Linked DNA regions of Homo sapiens: region 1 is linked to region 2. A link is an interaction called in ENCODE POLR2A ChIA-PET data of the cell type or tissue named here. Cell type or tissue: IMR-90. All regions are shown on one strand. Each heading gives the region's core, and the rest is flanking DNA. Links, peaks and the distances in the headings are about the cores only. Region 1 has its middle 170 kb from the start of JARID2-DT. Region 2 overlaps LOC105374946 (a long non-coding RNA gene).

Region 1 (8,332 bases), core at 214-8,213, 77 kb after region 2:
GGTTGGATTCGAACTCCTGTGCTCAAATGATCTTCCCCTACCTCCAGGGTAAGTGCTGGGGCCTCTGCCCTCCCAGACAACCTGATGATACCTCTGTCTCTTAGCAGCTCTGACCCTGCATGCAGTTTTCCCTTATGGTTTTGCTGGAGAAGGGCTTTTGCTAAGCCTCACTGGGATGTGGTGAGGGCTAATTAGATAATGCCTGTGAAGCCCTTGGAGCTCCTTGGAGATGGGCTCTCTCTCTATGTATTATTAATAGTGGTAGAACACAGTGTTTCCAAACTGAGGACCGTGTGGGGAAGGAAGGGCAGTAAAGGGCTGCAGAGGAGACGGTGCCAAAGGAGCCCGTTTTTGGAGAAGGCTGTCAGCCTTCAGCCTTGTCATGTGATCTGGGGGGCTGGGGTAAAGGACAGGGACCGCCATTAAGAAGTAGAAACGTGGGTGTCCCCTCCACAGACAGTACGTGCATGAACAACATGAGTGGGCAAAGGACGGTTCCTGTTAAACCTGTCTGTGGCCCTGATGTGGGAGCCGAGGAGAGACATCAGTTAGGCTGAGTCCCAGCTGGACTGTGCCCTCCCAGGCTTTTTCCAATCTGGGAACTGTGCTGGCTTTTAGGACCACTTCCTGGCCTGGCCAGCATTACCCCCAAGAGAGCTCTCTGCTAACTAGCCAGCTTTTGTTTTCTAAGGGAGGAGGGCAAATGACCACCCTGACTAACCCTCTCCGCCTGTGTGAAGGTTGTTTGGGAAGTGCCTCATGCAAATTTCAGTATCAAATGGCCAAGTCATTAGAGGACTAATTTGGGGGTGTCTAATCCTGTGGGAACAGTTGGGTCTCTCCTCCCACTGTTTCCTGTCACTGGAGGATGTAGCTGGTAGACCTGGCACCTCTGTCCCTGTTGACTGCCCTGTATCTTCTTGGGTGGGTGGGTGGCTGTCCCTCAAAAGATATGTTGAAGTCTGTTATGAACCAAATGTTTGCGTCCCCCCAAAATTCCCACATTGAAGCCTTAACCCCCAGCGTGTTGTAATTTGGAGGTGGGGCCTTTGGGAGATAATTAGGCTTAGATGAGGTCATAAGGGTGCGGCCCTCATGCCGGGAGCAGTGCCCTTGTTTTTGTTTTGTTTTGAGATGGAGTTTCACTCTGTCACCCAGGCTGGAGTGCAGTGGTGCGATCTTGGCTCATTGTAACCTTCTCCTCCCGGGTCCAAGCGATTCTCCTGCCTCAGCCTCCCGAGTAGCTGGGATTACAGGCGCCCGCCACCACACCCAGCTAATTTTTGCACTTTTAGTAGAGATGGGATTTCCCCATGTTGGCCAGGCTGGTCTTGAACTCCTGACCTCGAGTAATCCTTCCACCTCAGCCTCCCAAAGTGCTGGGATTACAGGCGTGAGCCACTGAGCCTGGCCAGAGCAGTGCTCTTGTAAGAAGAGACGTCTGAGCATTCTTTCTCATGCTCTCTTGCTCTCTCTGAAATTGACCCTGCTGACACCTTGATCTTAGGCTTCCCAGCCTCCAGAACTGTGAGAAAACAAACTTCTGTTGTTTAAACCACCTGGCCTATGGTATTTTGTTATGGCAGCCTGAGCAGACTAAGACATAGTCTTGACCCCCAGTAACTCAGAATGTGACCTTATTTGGAAATAGGGTTGTTGCAGTAGTAATCAGGTAAGATGAAGTCATACTAATGTGGATGGGTCCCCTAGTCCAAAGCATCTGGTGTCCTTATAAGAAGAGACATGGGAAGGGATGGGCACAGAGGGAAGACAATGTGAAAACACACAAGGAGAAGGCCGTGTGACAACAGAGACAGAGCTGGGAGCCACGTGTCACAAGCCAGGCACGGTGAAGGATGGCCAGCAACACCAGGGGGCAAGGGAAAGGCATGGAGCAGGGGTCCCCAAGCCCTGGTCCATGGCCTATTAGGAACTGGGCCACACAGCAGGAGGTGAGCGGCGGGCGGTGGAGCGAAGCTTCATCTGTATTTACAGCTGCTCCCCATGGCCCATGTTACCGCCTGAGCTCTACCTCCTGTCAGATCAGTGGCAGCACTGGGTACTCTATGAGTGTGAACCCTATTGTGAACGGTGCATGTGAGGGATCTAGGTTGCGTGTTCCTTATGAGAATCTAATGCCTGATGACCTGTCACTGTCTCTCACCCCCACCAGATGGGACCATCTAGTTGCAGGAAAACAAGCTCAGGGCTCCCACTGATTCTACATTATGATGAGTCATATAATTATTTCATTATATATTATATTACAACGTAATAATAATAGAAATAACGTGCACAATAAATGTAATGTGCTTCAATCCTCCTGAAACGACCCCCACCCTCCATCTGTGGAAAAATTATCTCCCACAAAACTGGTCGCTGGTGCCAAAAAGGTTGGGGACCGCCGGCTTAGAGCCTTCAGAACGCGAGGAGCCCTGCCGACACCTTGATTTCCGACTTCTTATTTTCAGAACTGTGATAGAATGATTTCCTATAGCTTTAAAGCACCCAGTTTTGGTACTTTGTTACAGCAGCCCTAGGAAGCTGGCACTCCAGGGTCTGAGGTTTTTCCATTGCCCTTTCGATCAGCCCGCAAACACCTCCATTGATGTAGAAAGCCAGCCAAGCCGTGTAGGCCTCAGCTCTCTTTGTTTCCCTGTTTCGGGAAGTCTGTGCACTTGGGCTCCCAGGTTCTCCCATTGAAGCCAGGCCTTCTGCTGCCAAGTTCTCAGACAAAAATGTTCAAAGGCACAAAAGAGCTTAGAAACCCGGCGGCTCCAGAGCTGTAGGAAAGCACAGCCGTCTTCCTGTTTCGGGAAAGGATAAGTGTTTCTGAATATCAAAAATCACAAGTCGTTATTTTCCCTCGTATATCATCACGTGACATTTTATTATGGGACACCCAAACTCATCACAGGTTAGTCCCATAAATTAGCATGGGGACACGGGCAGGTTTGGTACGAATTAGTGAAAATCCCAACACACTGGATGACCTGGCAGGCTCCGGCATGGAAACATCTTTGCTGTGCCTGTCAGCCACCCTCAGGCCTTGAAGGGTGGACATTAGAAAGCCACTACTGTCCCCCTGCCCCCGTCCCCCAATAATTCCAAATCACAGGGCCTAAAATAGGTATCTTTTAGGCACATAAACCTCAGCTTCTGTTTGTCATGTGTATGAACAAACCCAATAAAATATATCATGTTACCAAAGCCAGTTGTACCATGTTATTTAAACTAGTAATTAAGAGTCTTAAAGCTGGCTTTTCTACAGTCACTGAACCATCAGCATCCCCTGGCTGGTTCTAGGCAGAGAAAGCACAGTGGGGAAATTTGGACCACAGATACCTGGCATTTATCTTAGGTTAGATCATCTTTCAGAATAAGCAGAAACCTTCAGCAACCTCAAGTCTAGACTCAGCCTCTAGAAGGCCTGCTCAAAATAGCGCCTGAGGCTTTGCCTGTGGGGAATGCCCTCCCCAACTGGCATCTTCCCATTGCTGGGAGGGGTTGGTACCATTAACCCAGGAAATAAAGCTTTCTTTGTCAGCGAGCTGCCCAGTTGACTCAGACCAACCAAGGGTTTCTGCTTCCCCGTGTATTTACATTGAAAAAAGATACAGAGGCTGGGTGTGGTGGCTCATGCCTGTAATCCTAGCACTTTGGGAGGCCGAGGTGGGCAAATCACCTGAGGTCAAGAGTTCGAGACCAGCGGGGCCAACATGGTGAAACCCCGCCTCCACTAAAAACATAGAAATTAGCCAGGCATGGTGGTGCGTGCCTGTTATCACAGCTACTCTGGAGGCTGAGGCAGGAGAATTGCTGGAACCCAGGAGGCAGAGGCTGCAGTGAGCTGAGATCATGCCACTGCACTCTAGCCTAGGCAACAGAGTGAGACTCCATCTCAAAAAAAAGAAAAGAGATAGAAACTTGTGTGTAAGTAACTAATGTTTCAATTTGGGTTACTTCTGAAAGCAAAATGGTGCTAAAGATATGGCTTCTGGCTATTAAAAATGTTCTCAGGGGCTGGGCACGGTGGCTCATGCCTATAATCCTCTTAGCACTTTGGGAGGCCAAACCAAACCAGGAGAATTACCCAGTTGGCTGGGGGATGAAAATATGAACTTGACTTTGGGTAGCTTGCTTTGGGACATTCTGGTTTCATTCTGTTTTGTTTTTTTTTTTTTTTTTTTTTCCATGCATTATCTCAGTTAACCCTCACAAAAATCCTAGACTCCAGGATTATTTCTTAGGGTTCGTATGAGACAGCTTATATGTGACCTTTCTAGGGAGACTTTCTGTCACCAGCGTGCCACCAAGATCTGGGAATGAGTCTTACTGGTAGATATTAAGACACTGTGTGTGTCAGGAAACTTGCGTGATTCCCATCACAATCTCGTACTGTGGTTGGTGACTGGGTCTGCTTGTATTTTTCCCCCAGAGACACTCAGTGCCAAGGTATACAATTTGTTCTCGCTACTTTCCTTCTGATTTACCATTTGCAGCTCTGTGGGATTGAACACATTAGGTTCTTTCCAGAAAGCAGGGCATGAAAAGCTGAGAGGAAAATGGGGGAGGCCAGGAAATACCAAGTAGGACGGTGTGTTGATGGGAGCAGACAGGTGGGAAAATGTCCCATCAGTCGAGGAAAAGGGCCCAGGATAGGGATACAAGACCACCTGCCCTCCAACATCCCCATAGTGAACAGGGCTGGCCCTGTGGCCATAATGTCAGTGAGTGGAGTGCACCCAGGGCCCTGTTCAACAGAAGAAGGAGCGCAGAGAGAGATGAGCATGTTTCTTCTGGAGCAGCAGGGTCACCCTCCCGTGGTGCGTGTGCTTTGGGACAGTTCGGCACTACTTGGTCTATTTGAGCTGACTTTTTGCATATCTGCTCTAGAGTGCTCTGGCTGTCCAGGAGGGTGAGGAAAAGTATATGGAGGTGGAAGGACTGGGAAAGCATGTTACTCCCAAAGGGCCACATCTAGAAATGCTGCCTGGGCTTTGGACAGAAAATCTGTATTTGCGTGTGTGCATGTGTGTGTGTATGAGTGTGTGTGTGTGTGTATGAAAAAAGGAGTAGCTCTTCATCAATCAACCACTTGTCCTGATTAGAAGGGGCAGGAGCAGGGACAACTGAAGGCTTATTAAATAAAAGGTCCAGTTTCCTTCATATATAAAAAGAAACATCATGCTTTGTAAAGACTTCAACCCTAATACACACAAAGTAGATAGTAAAGTCACAGCTCGTCTCCCTCTACCCAAGGATAGCCACTAAACTTACTTTGAAGTGGGGAGTGAGTACTTTGCCTCTTACATTCTGTGATTTCAGGTAACTTAGGAGTCCTCTGAATGTAATAAAAACAAACGCCCATGCAATGGAATTAAATTTGGTGTAGTGGAAAGGGTGCTGGACTGAGTAAGATCTCAGTGCTTAACTAGATTCTGCTACTAACATGCTGTGTCACACGGTCTTTCATTTAGGACTCCAGCCTGGGCCTATCAGGATGGGGTGAAATTGCCATGTGGGAGCCCGGTGACTGGGAGATCCACCCTGGCCCATCCCTGCTCCACCTTCAAGGTGTCTGCTTCCAGCCCTGTCTAACTAGCCTTTTGTTCCGGCTTTGACATTTTTCTGCCTCTCGGATCTTGGTCCTTGTGTCATCAGCCTTCCTGACTCAATGACCTGACTTTTGCCCTGGCCTTCTCTCTGGTTTGATGCATTTAGACTAATCCACAGACCATTCAGAGGAAGTCTATGTTAACTTGGGCAAATAATCTATAACATGAGTGGTTAGATAATCATAGTGCCCATTGATTAAGCATTGATTAAGCACTTATATGATGCAGGCATTATGCTAAGCACTTCATATCAAATTTATTCCTCCCAACATACCTAAGAGATAGGATTTAAAGAGCCTAACAGTGAGGTTGTTTTTGGCTGCAAGTAATGGAAAACCCAACTCAAACTGGCTTAAATGAGAAGGACGTTTATTGGCTCACATAGCTCACAGGAAATCCAAAGGCAGAATAGGCTTTAAAGTTGGTGGATAGTTGGTCTATAAGAAGGACTTCAGGCTCTTTCCATCTTTCTGCTCTGCCATAGGCAGTGTGGACTGCATCCTAAGCCTAGCTCTCCTCATGGTTGAGGAGTGGCTGTCAACAGTAGTCAAAGTTCTTTGCTTTCTTTTCCATGGTAAGCCTAAGAGAGGGAATTACTTCTGGAAATTCTCTTAGAGGAACTGTCCTAGAAACTCTTGGGAAAATCCCCCTGTATGTGTCTTCCTGGACTGATATGTCTCACATTTCAATAGCTGAAGAGGAGGATAAGCCTGCTTTGATTGGTTTAGATAAATCAAGACTCATTCCTGGCACTAGAGAAATAGCTTTCTCTAGTGGCATGGAGGAGAACGAAATCAGGGCTTCACTAGGAGAGAGGAAGGAGGGAGATGAATGTTGGGTAGGCCACTGTATTAGTCCTTTCTCACACTGCTATAAAGAAATACCTGAGACTGGGTAATGTATAAAGAAAAGAGGTTTAATTGGCTCATGGTGCCACAGGCTGTACAGAAAGCATGGCTGGGGAGGCTTCAAGGAAATTTACATTCACAATCATGGCAGAAAGGGAAAGGGAAGCAGGCACATCTTCACTGGCCAGAACAGGAGGAAGAGAGAGGCGGGAGGTGCTACACACTTTTAAACAACCAGATCTCATGAGAACTCACTCACTATGGCGAGAGCAGCAAGGGGGAAATCCATGCCCCCATGATCCAGTCACCTCCCACCAGGCCTCTCCTCCAACATCGAGGATTACAATTTGACAAAAGATTTGAGTGGCGACACAGACCCAAATCATATCAGCACCAACAAGACCTACGAAAATGAAGTTAAGATAGAACTTGGGCAAGTTAACCTTGTTCTTAACTGCTGTACCTCATTGCCTGATGTCTGTTCTCTCTCAAATATTCCACGTGTCTAATCAATTAGAAACATTTCAACCAGTATAAGAGTATATGTAAACTAGTATAAGAGTATAAATAAATGCTGTCTTAATCGCTAGACACATTCAGCTTCTCTATATAGCCTTTTTCAAAGGATATTTTGTAAGTACCAATTAATATTGAAGAAGATTTTGGTCTAAGATATCTGATTGTCAGTTTACGAGTGAAGCGTTTTAGTTTCAAAGCTCCAGATCTCTTTCTGATTCCCTAATATGCAAGTATACAAGATTTCATTCCATAATTAAATTAAAATAGTTTATCCACAATAAAATCTGGGAAAATCAAACAATGTTTATCTTCTCCTGGGTTTATTTATTAAGACAAACTCCTCTAAGGGAGGTGGAGCAAGATAGCCAAATAGATCCCTCCAGCAATCACCCCCACTGCCCTTGCAGGAATACCAGATTGCAGAACTATCCACACAAGAAAGCACCTTCATAAGAATTAAAAATCAGGCATCCTCTCCACCCCACAGCCACTACCGCTGTGGCATGGTCAAAACCAAAACCAAAGCCAAGGCCGGGTGTGGTGGGCCACACCTGTAATCCCAGCACTCTTTGAGAGACCAAGGTGGGCAGATTGCTTGAGGCCAAGAGTTCAAGACCAGCCTGGCCAACATGGTAAAACCTCATCTCTTCTAAAACTACAAAAATTAGTTGGGCATGATGGTGCACGCCTGCAATCCCAGCTACTTGGGAAGCCAAAGCAGGAGAATCGCTTGAACCCAGGAGGCAGAAGTTGCAGGTTGCAGTGAGCTGAGATCGTGCTACTGCACTCCAGCCTGGGCGACAGAGTGAGACTATCTCAAAAAAAAAAAAAAAGAAAAAAGAAAAAAGAAAAAACAAACAAACAAACAAACAAACAAAACCAAAAAAAAAAAACCAAGTGTCATTTTATGAGACAGATCTCAATAATGGAACTTACAGCTCATCAGGGTAGGGACACAACTCGGCACAGTAAAAATGAACCCCAGGCACCGTCTCCAGCATTTCCTGAGGTTTTCAGGAGTGAGACCAACCCTAAGTAAATTCTGACTGTCTCCAATGCTCCAGGAATCTAACTGAGCCCATAACCTTTTTTTGGTAGTGTTACGGTGAATTTTATTTTCACTATGCAATTTTTGTTATATTCTGGTGATTGCTAGAATTATGTATTCACTGTTATATCATAATAAGACTCTTTATGCATGTATGATTTTTCACAAATACCTTTTATTAATAAAATTTCCTAATTTTACATGGTTAAAAGTGAAAGTGGCAGATCTGTAGTCTCATGATCCTCTGCTATGATTTATTGGTGAATTGCAAAAGTTAATGTAATTTAAAGTTGGCTCAA
Region 2 (8,332 bases), core at 152-8,151:
ACTCAGCTGGGCCTGCTTCTTGCCAAGATCTCTCTATATTTTTAATTCTCAAGGCAGTCACTATGACTTACTGACTTATGCTCAATGTACATCCAGTTAGTTTTGTTCATTCATGTAGGGATTACTTTCAGACCTCACTTGTGTAGGTAGTATCCAGTTACCAGTGCTCCACTGTATACGGCATACGAGGTCCTCCTTGTTGAGATTCCCATGTCACTATTCAAGGGATTCTCCTGCCTCAGCCTCCTGAGTAGCTGGGATTAAAGGCATGTGCCAACCCGCCCGGCTAATTTTGTGTTTTTAGTAGAGACAGGGTTTCTCCATGTTGGTCAGGCTGGTCTGGAATTCCTGACCTCAGGTGATCTGCCCTACTCAGCCTCCTAAAGTGCTGGGATTACGGGTGTGAGCCACCGCGTCTGGCATATCATCTAATTTTTCTTTGAAATTTAGTGAATTTTGCTTGGGGTCTTTCACATACACAGCCTCACCTCTTATATCTGTTTGACCTTGCCATTCCTTACAGAGACAAAATGAATAAAGAGGACATTGGAGGAGAAAACATTTTTGTTTTTTATTCCTCATGACTATGAGCCACAAAGATCTTTGGGAAACTCCTACAGGAATCTATACTTCAGAGAAAGGAGGGCAGAGGGAAGTTGCTGAAATATATCTGATTGTGTAGCTGGCCAGGGAAGAGAGAGACTTTGGTCATAAGGAACAGATGGTGATGATGGGATAAGAGGTCTGAGGCCAATCTTGGGACCAGCAGAAGAAAATAAAGTCTTCTGGAAAACCATCTGTGCTAGGAGCTCTCTCACGCATGGTTTAATTGAGTGTTTCCAAATGTCTTCCTTGGAACTCTAGTCCCAGGAGATGTCTCGTAAGAAGAGGAATCTGAGTTTAAATATGTTTGGGAGATGCTACATATCACATTATTGTCTTGAAGAAGTCCTACAATAAGAAATCCATTTAGATTCTGGGCGCGGTGGCTCACGCCTGTAATCCCAGTACTTTGGGAGCCTGAGGTGAGCGGATCATGAGGTCAGGAGTTCGAGACCAGCCTGACCAACATGGTGAAACCCTGTCTCTATTAAAAATACAAAAATTAGCCGGCTGTGGTGGTGCATGTCTGTAATCCCAGCTACTCAGGAGGCTGAGGCAGGAGAATCACCTGAACCTGGGAGGCGGAGGTTGCAGTGAGCCGAGATCGCACCACTGTACTCTAGCCTGGGCGACAGAGTGAGACTCTGCCTCATAAAAAAAAAAAAAGAAAAATTCATTTAGTGTTTCTCCTTCATCTCATTAGCAGGATTGCCATGTCCAAGGAGATGTGCATTTAAAATGTTGGAAGATATTGCAAATTTGCATATATTTCTATGTCAACCGATGATGTATGAGACCTCCTTGTGACCTAGCATTTCCTTTTTTTTTGAGACAGAGTTTCGCTCTTGTTGCCCAGGCTGGAGTGCAATGGCGTGATCTCGGCTCACTGCAACCTCTGCCTCCTGGGTTCAAGCAATTCTTCTGCCTCAACCTCCCAAGTAGCTGGGATTACGGACATGTGCCACCATGTCCAGCTAGTTTTGTATTTTTAGTAGAGATGGGGTTTCTCCATGTTGGTCAGGCTGGTCTCAAACTCCTGACCTCAAGTGATCCCCCCACCTCGGCCTCCCAAAGTGCTCTGATTACAGGTGTGAGCCACCGCGCCCGGCCCCCCTTTTTATTTTTTGAGACGAAGTCTTGCTCTTTTGCCCAGGCTGGAGTGCAGTGGAATGATCTCGGCTTACTGCAACTTCTGCCTCCTGGGTTCAATCGATTCTCCTGACTTATCCTCCTAAATAGCTGGGATTACAGGCAACTGCCACCATGCCTGGCTAATGTTTTTGTATTTTTAGTAGAGACGGGGTTTCGCCATGTTGGCCAGGCTGGTCTCAAACTCCTAACCTCAGGTGATCCACCTGCCTTGGCCTCCCAAAGTGCTGGGATTACAAGAGTGAGCTGCTGCGCCCGGCCAGCATTTCCCATTTTTATTTGAGTGTGGAAACTTCCTTTTTGGTAATTCCTATTAATAGCCCATACAGCTGATGTTCCAGAAAATAGTTTGGGAATAGGGTCTATCTTATTTTGAATTTTTCAAAATTTTTAATATTTTTGATACTGGTCTATTTTTAGTCTTCTACAATCTGTGTACAGTGTGCGTTACTATCCTCTTTCTATAAATGAAGAACTGAAACTCAGAAAGAAACCTGACCACTTCTTATGAGGTACACTGTCTCTTAACGCCTAACCTACTGAACCCTGCCCTAGGGCACAGATGACAGCTGAGGCTGTACTTGCTGCAACAATCCACTTCTACTGCTAGGGGTTGAAACTCTAGATCCCTTTCCTCTGCAAGCATCGTGCAGTACACTATTGTTCGGTTTCTATGGTCTTTTTAGCACAGTTGTCTATTTTCAGTGCATTGCCGGTTATTAGCTACTGTGGCTTTTCTCTGTAATTCTATCTGCCATATATTGGAGCCTTTTTTTGTTTTAATTTTTTATTAAAATAGAGATGGGATCTCACTATGTTGCCCAGGCTGGTCTCAAACTCCTGGGCTCAAGTGATCCTCCTGCCTTTGGAGGCCGAGGTGGGCAGATCACGAGGTCAAGAGATAGAGGCCATCCTGGCCAACGTGGTGAAACCCCATCTCTACTAAAAATACAAAAATTAGCTGGGCGTGGTGGTGCATGCCTGTAGTCCCAGCTACTCGGGAGGCTGAGGTAGGAGAATCACTTGAACCTGGGAGGTGGAGCTTGCAGTGAGCTGAGTTCACGCCACTGTACTCCAGCCTGGCGTCAGTGCAAGACCCCATCTCAAAAAGAAAAAAAAAAAAGGAGAGATATACTTCTTCTTTTTCCTTTAATTATTTTTAATTTTTTTTTAAAAGAGACAGGGTCTCACTATGTTGCCTGGGCTGGTCTTGAACTCCTGAGTTCAAGGGATCCTCCTGCCTCAGGCTTCCAAAGTGCTGGAATTACAGGCATGAGCCACCATGCCCGGCCAAGATACACTTCTTAGAAGGTATTGTCATCTTTATTTAAGGCTCGGAGAGGTTGTTGCTTACCCAAGGTTACATAGAACCAAGATTCACACAGTTTTGTTGGACTTCTTCAAAGGATACTGCCTTTTTTGGAAACATGTTTTGAGCTCCAGGCAACAACCAATGTTTGGAACCCACCTTATTGCATAATTTGGGACTACCCTAATCTTAAACCTCATTGACAATGATTGGCTGCTTTTGACTCTAGAAATGACTCTCCTGTGTCTCCTGAGTCCTATTTGCCTATCCATTGGTTAAGATCTGCTTTGGTCTAAACAGAGTTAAGGCCAGGCATGGTGGCTCATGCCTATAATCCCAGGGCTTTGGGAAGCCAAGGCGGAAGGATCATTTGAGCTCAGGAGTTCAAGACCAGCCTGGGCAACATTGCCAAATCTGGCCTCTATAAAGAAAAAAACAAAAAACAAAAAACTGGGCGTGAGGAGTACCTGTAGTTCAAGTTACTCAGGAGGCTGAGGCAGGAGGATCCCTTGAGTTCAGGAGCCTGAAGCTGCAGCGAGCTTTGATTGCACTACTGCACTCCAGCCTGGAAAACATGGTAAGACCCCGTCTCAATAAAATAAAATAAAATAATAAAATAAAATAAAATAAAAATAGCCAGGCGCAGTGGCTCACGCCTGTAATCCCAGCACTTTGGGAGGCCAAGGTGGGCAGATCATAAGGTCAGGAGTTCAAGACCAGCCTGGCCAATATGGAGAAACCCTGTCTCCACTAAAAATACAAAAAATTAGCCTGGTGTGGTGGCACATGCCTGTAATCCCAGCTACTCGGGAGGCTGAGGCAGGAGAATTGCTTGAACCCAGGAAGTGGAGGTTGCAGTGAGCTGAGATCGTGCCACTGCACTCCAGCCTGGGTGACAGAGTGAGACTCCATCTCAAAGAACAACAAGAACAACAACAACAAACAACAGCAACAACAGCAGAGTTAGCTATGATATGATGCGTTCTTATCCCCTACCCCTCATGATCTCCCGAATCTTTCCCCCTCTTTCCTCCTGTCCCTCTGTCCTTCTCTTTCCTTCATTTTTTATAAGACTGGCAAGGTTCTGTCTTCTCTCACGATATAACATCTTCATCTTCTGCCCAGTTGGGCATCAAACAAATGATTTTATGAAAGAAATCAAGACGAGACTGGGTTTGGTGGCTCATGCCTGGAATCCCAGCACTTTGGGAGGCTGAGGTGGGCGGATCACCTGAGGTCAGGAGTTCGAGACCAGCCTGGCCAACATGGGAAAAGCTGGTCTCTACTAAAAATATAAAAATTAGCTGAGCATGGTGGCGCATGCTTGTAATCCCAGCTACTTGAGAGGCTGAGGCACAAGAATTGCTTGAACCCAGGAGGCAGAGGTTGCAAGACAGGAGGCAAAGTCGGTGATTCTCAGTCATTTTCCCTGCAGCCCACTTCCCCCACTTCTGCCCTCATTCAGCCCATACCCCAATTTTTCCTACCTCTTCCCTCACCTTCTTACTTCCTGCCTCTCCCCAGCTAGGGAGGTTTTCCCATAGCTGGAGATTTTCCCTAAAGGGACGAAGCCTAGGGAAGGAGGATAAAGGCATAGAATAGACCCAGTGTGGAAGAGGCGTGAGGGTGAGGGGCACTTGGGCAAGGTGCATGGATGGAAATGAAGGAGAGGAAAGGTCTTCCCATCTACACAGGGCTGAGGATGCACAGCTTCAGAGTGACCACAAGGACGCTGAGGAAAGAGCAGTGGGGATGGAATGAGACAGACATGGAAGGCAGGAGGGGGCCTGCAGAGAGGCAGAGTCACAGAGCGCACGACACAAGGCTGAGGCAGGTGACAACACAGACATTCTGGAGAACAGAAGGGCATTCAGGGAGGAGAGCCAAGGCCACATAGGGTTGACTTTTTTTTTTTAAAGGATTAAGAATGAATCACTGTTTTCATAAGCATCAGTGCACATGCCATATGTTAGGTGTTGCCGGAGTAGAAAACCCCAGAACACGACTTAGAACAGGCCCAACAGCCTCATGCTCTGCCCTGACGGGGCCCTGTGGGAGAGCTCCTGGGCTTAGCTTTCCCCAGAGATGAGGTAATGCTCCTCAGGCATCTCTGGGGACGTGATCTTCACCCCCTCCCTCCTCTAAAGTGAAATCCAAACCAATATAAACCCTGTAAACCTTCCTTGACGGCTCCAAGGTTAGAAGAGAAGTGGAAGTTAGCCACATCATTAATAACAGATCCCCTGGTGAAGGCTCAGTAAACACTCGGAAATTAATAACAGAGAAAAGAGGAGCAGGATAGTAATTTGGATCATAGACTCCTTTGAAAATCTGAAGAAAGCTATAGACTCTCTCCCCAGAAAAAAGCACATGTACATATACACACCAGCTTCAATAAGATAGTGTCTGGATGTTTGTTAAAATCCTGAGGCCAAGGCCAAGGGTTGAGGGGCCATGGACCCCTGAATAAGAAGCCCTGACTTAGAGTATATGAAATAGTTTTGCATCTGTGATCTGTTTTGTCCAGCCAAGGCCCTGGAGATAGGGCAGATGCTGCCTGCGTGGGACAGGCAAAGAGACCTGGGCACAGAGGAGGACTGACTTGCTCCCTGCCTGTGCGAGGAGGTAGCGTGGAGCTAAATTTAGAACGCCTACCTCCATGGCCAGTCTTGTCTTATCACTCACTGTAAATTTGGAACCTGCTGTTAGACAAACTTTTCATTTTTTCTTACATTTTTAGGTAGTTAATTGGGGTTTTTAGAAAAGGGGAGAAATTAAAGGCCGGGAGTGACAGCTCACACCTGTAATCCCAGCACTTGGGGAGGCCGAGGAGGAAGGATCGCTCGAGCCCAGGAGTTTGAGACCAGCCTTGGCAATATAGTGAGACCCAGTCTCTATAAAAAAAAATAACAATAATAAAATAAAATAAAATAATAATGGCTCGGCGCAGTGGCTCACGCCTGTAATCCCAGCACTTTGGGAGGCTGAGGTGGGCGGATTACCTGAGGTCAGGAGTTCGAGATCAGCCTGGGCAACACGGTGAAACCCCATCTTTACTAAAAATACAAAATCAGCCGGGCGTGGTGACACATGCCTGTAATCCCAGCTACTCAGGAGGCTGAGGCAGGAGAATCGCTTGAACCTGGGAGGCAGAGGATGCGGTGAGCCAACATTGCGCCATTGCACTCCAGCCTGGGCAACGAGTAAATCTCCGTCCCGCCAAAAAAAAAGAAAAAAAAAAAATAATAAAAATTAACTAGGCATGGTGGTGTGTGCCTGTAGTCCCAGCTACTTGGGAGGCTGAGATGGGAGGATAGCTTGAGCCCAGGAGTTTGAGGCTGCAGTGAGCTGTGATGGTGCCACTGCACTCCAGTTTGGGCGACAGAGCAAGACCCTGTCTCAAAAACGAAACAAAACAAACAAAAAAAAAGGAAAGAAAAGAGGAGAAAAGACTATATTTTCAGGGCTTCAGGGATCATTTCTACAGTTTCTTACTAGACAAGTTTTTCTGAACGTGTAGAGCACTAAAATCAGGCCTGGTGTGGTGGTTCACGCCTGTAATCCCAGCACTTTGGGAGGCCGAGGTGGGTGGATCACCTGAGGTCAGGAGTTTGAGACCAGCCTGGCCAACATGGTGAAACCCTGTCTCTACTAAAAATACAAGAATTAGCTGGGCATGGTGGCGCTTGCCTGTAATCTCAGCTACTTGAGAGGCTGAGGCAGAGGAATCACTTGAACCCAGGAGGCAGAGGAGGCAGTGAGCCGAGATCGAGCCGTTGCACTACTGCCTGGGCAACAATAGCGAAACTCCGTCTCAAAAAAAAAAAAAAATAGGACTCCATCCAGTCATCACTGGAAGTGAGCTGACTGGAGCTAAACTTCAGAACTGTGTGAGCTGAGCGGTTACAAGACATTAGGAAGCTAAAAAAACTGGTGGATGAAGTTGTTAAGAGTATGAAACCCAAATCAACAGCCACCATGTTTTCAAAACAGATTTGTAAAAATTGCATTTGTTACACTGTACAGAAACTTTTTTTTTTTTTTTTTTGAGATGGTGTTTTGCTCTTGTTGCCTAGGCTGGAGTGCAGTGGTGTGATCTCAGCTCACTGCAATCTCCACCTCCTGGGTTCAAGCGATATTCCTGCCTCAGCCTCCTGAATAGCTGGGACTACAGGTGCCCACCACCGCACCCGGCTATTTTTTTTTTTTTTTTGAGATGGAGTTTGCTCTTGTTACCCAGGCTGGAGTGCAATGGTACTATCTTGGCTCACTGCAACGTCTGCCTCCTAGGTCCAAGCGATTGTCCTACCTCAGCCTCCCGAGTAGCTGGGATTACAGGCATGCGCCACCACACCTGGCTAATTTTGTATTTTTAGTAGAGATGGGGTTTCACCATGTTGATCAGGCTGGTCTCAAACTCCCAACCTCAGGTGATCCACCCACCTCTGCCTCCCAAAGTGCTGGGATTACAGGCATGAGCCCCCAAGCCTGACCAGAGGCTTTTTAAATTAAATAAATATCAAACTACATTCTTAAAAAGGAAAAAAGTGGGGGAGAAATTAGATTGTGCTTCCTCTTTACCCTTTTGTGACATCACCAGCACATTCTCACAGCTTCTTCTTCCTTCTACACTCAAAATACAAGATGAGGAGAAATCTGCTGGGTTTGAGATCCAGTAAGAAAGAAAGTGCCTCTTAATAGAAGGTAATAGGAATAACAGCCATCCATATTACAACTGCTGCTTCTTTCCCATTGTCAGAAAAATGGGGTCCATTTATGACTGGATGACAAATCCTACAGGGCTGAGAGTTAATAGAAACCCTGCAATGCAGTTAGGACGTGCTGACTTTTTGTGCAGTCTTTTAACGGGCGCAAGGACCAGGCAACCTTCCAGCCACTTAACAGTCTGAAAACTCTTCTTGCCTAGTAGGTCCTCTGTTTCCTTTAGTGTTTAATAATGGAATAATGTGTGCTCATAACAGGTAAGTCATGGAAAATGAGCGTGATACTGCATTAGAGGTTATACTTCATGAGGAGATGAACTGGTGTGAGCTTACGTTTTGTTTTGTTGGGATTTTATTTTGTTGGGACTTTTTTTTTTTTTTTCACCGTGTTAGCCAGGATGGTCTCCATCTCCTGACCTCATGATCCGCCTGCCTCGGCCTCCCAAAGCGCTGGGATTACAGGCTTGAGCCACCGTGCCCGGCCACAAGATGGGTTTTCATTCAGCAAGCACATAGGTGTTTGCTGTATGATGAATGGGGCGTAATT

What was found. ChIA-PET counts read pairs that join two places held together with the same protein. Peaks named below come from ENCODE experiments on the same cell type or tissue, not always from the same donor. Only the 100,000 strongest peaks of a DNase experiment are listed, where the experiment ranks them.
Region 1: POLR2A ChIA-PET joins it to region 2 with 15 read pairs; 4 of 35 experiments call an interaction of 5 or more read pairs at or near these places.

Annotation. Positions count from the first base shown.
Region 1 is chr6:15,068,625-15,076,956 of GRCh38, reverse strand. No RefSeq gene overlaps it. Among named protein-coding and RNA genes, the nearest start is that of JARID2-DT, 170 kb to the left of the region's middle. In IMR-90, for the core only: no CTCF peak of the experiment used is centred there; no DNase peak of the experiment used is centred there.
Region 2 is chr6:15,145,344-15,153,675 of GRCh38, reverse strand. The region is part of intron 2 of LOC105374946 (a long non-coding RNA gene); the gene reads left to right. Among named protein-coding and RNA genes, the nearest start is that of JARID2-DT, 96 kb to the left of the region's middle. In IMR-90, for the core only: no CTCF peak of the experiment used is centred there; a DNase peak (open chromatin) is centred at 5,105; H3K27ac peaks cover 274 bases.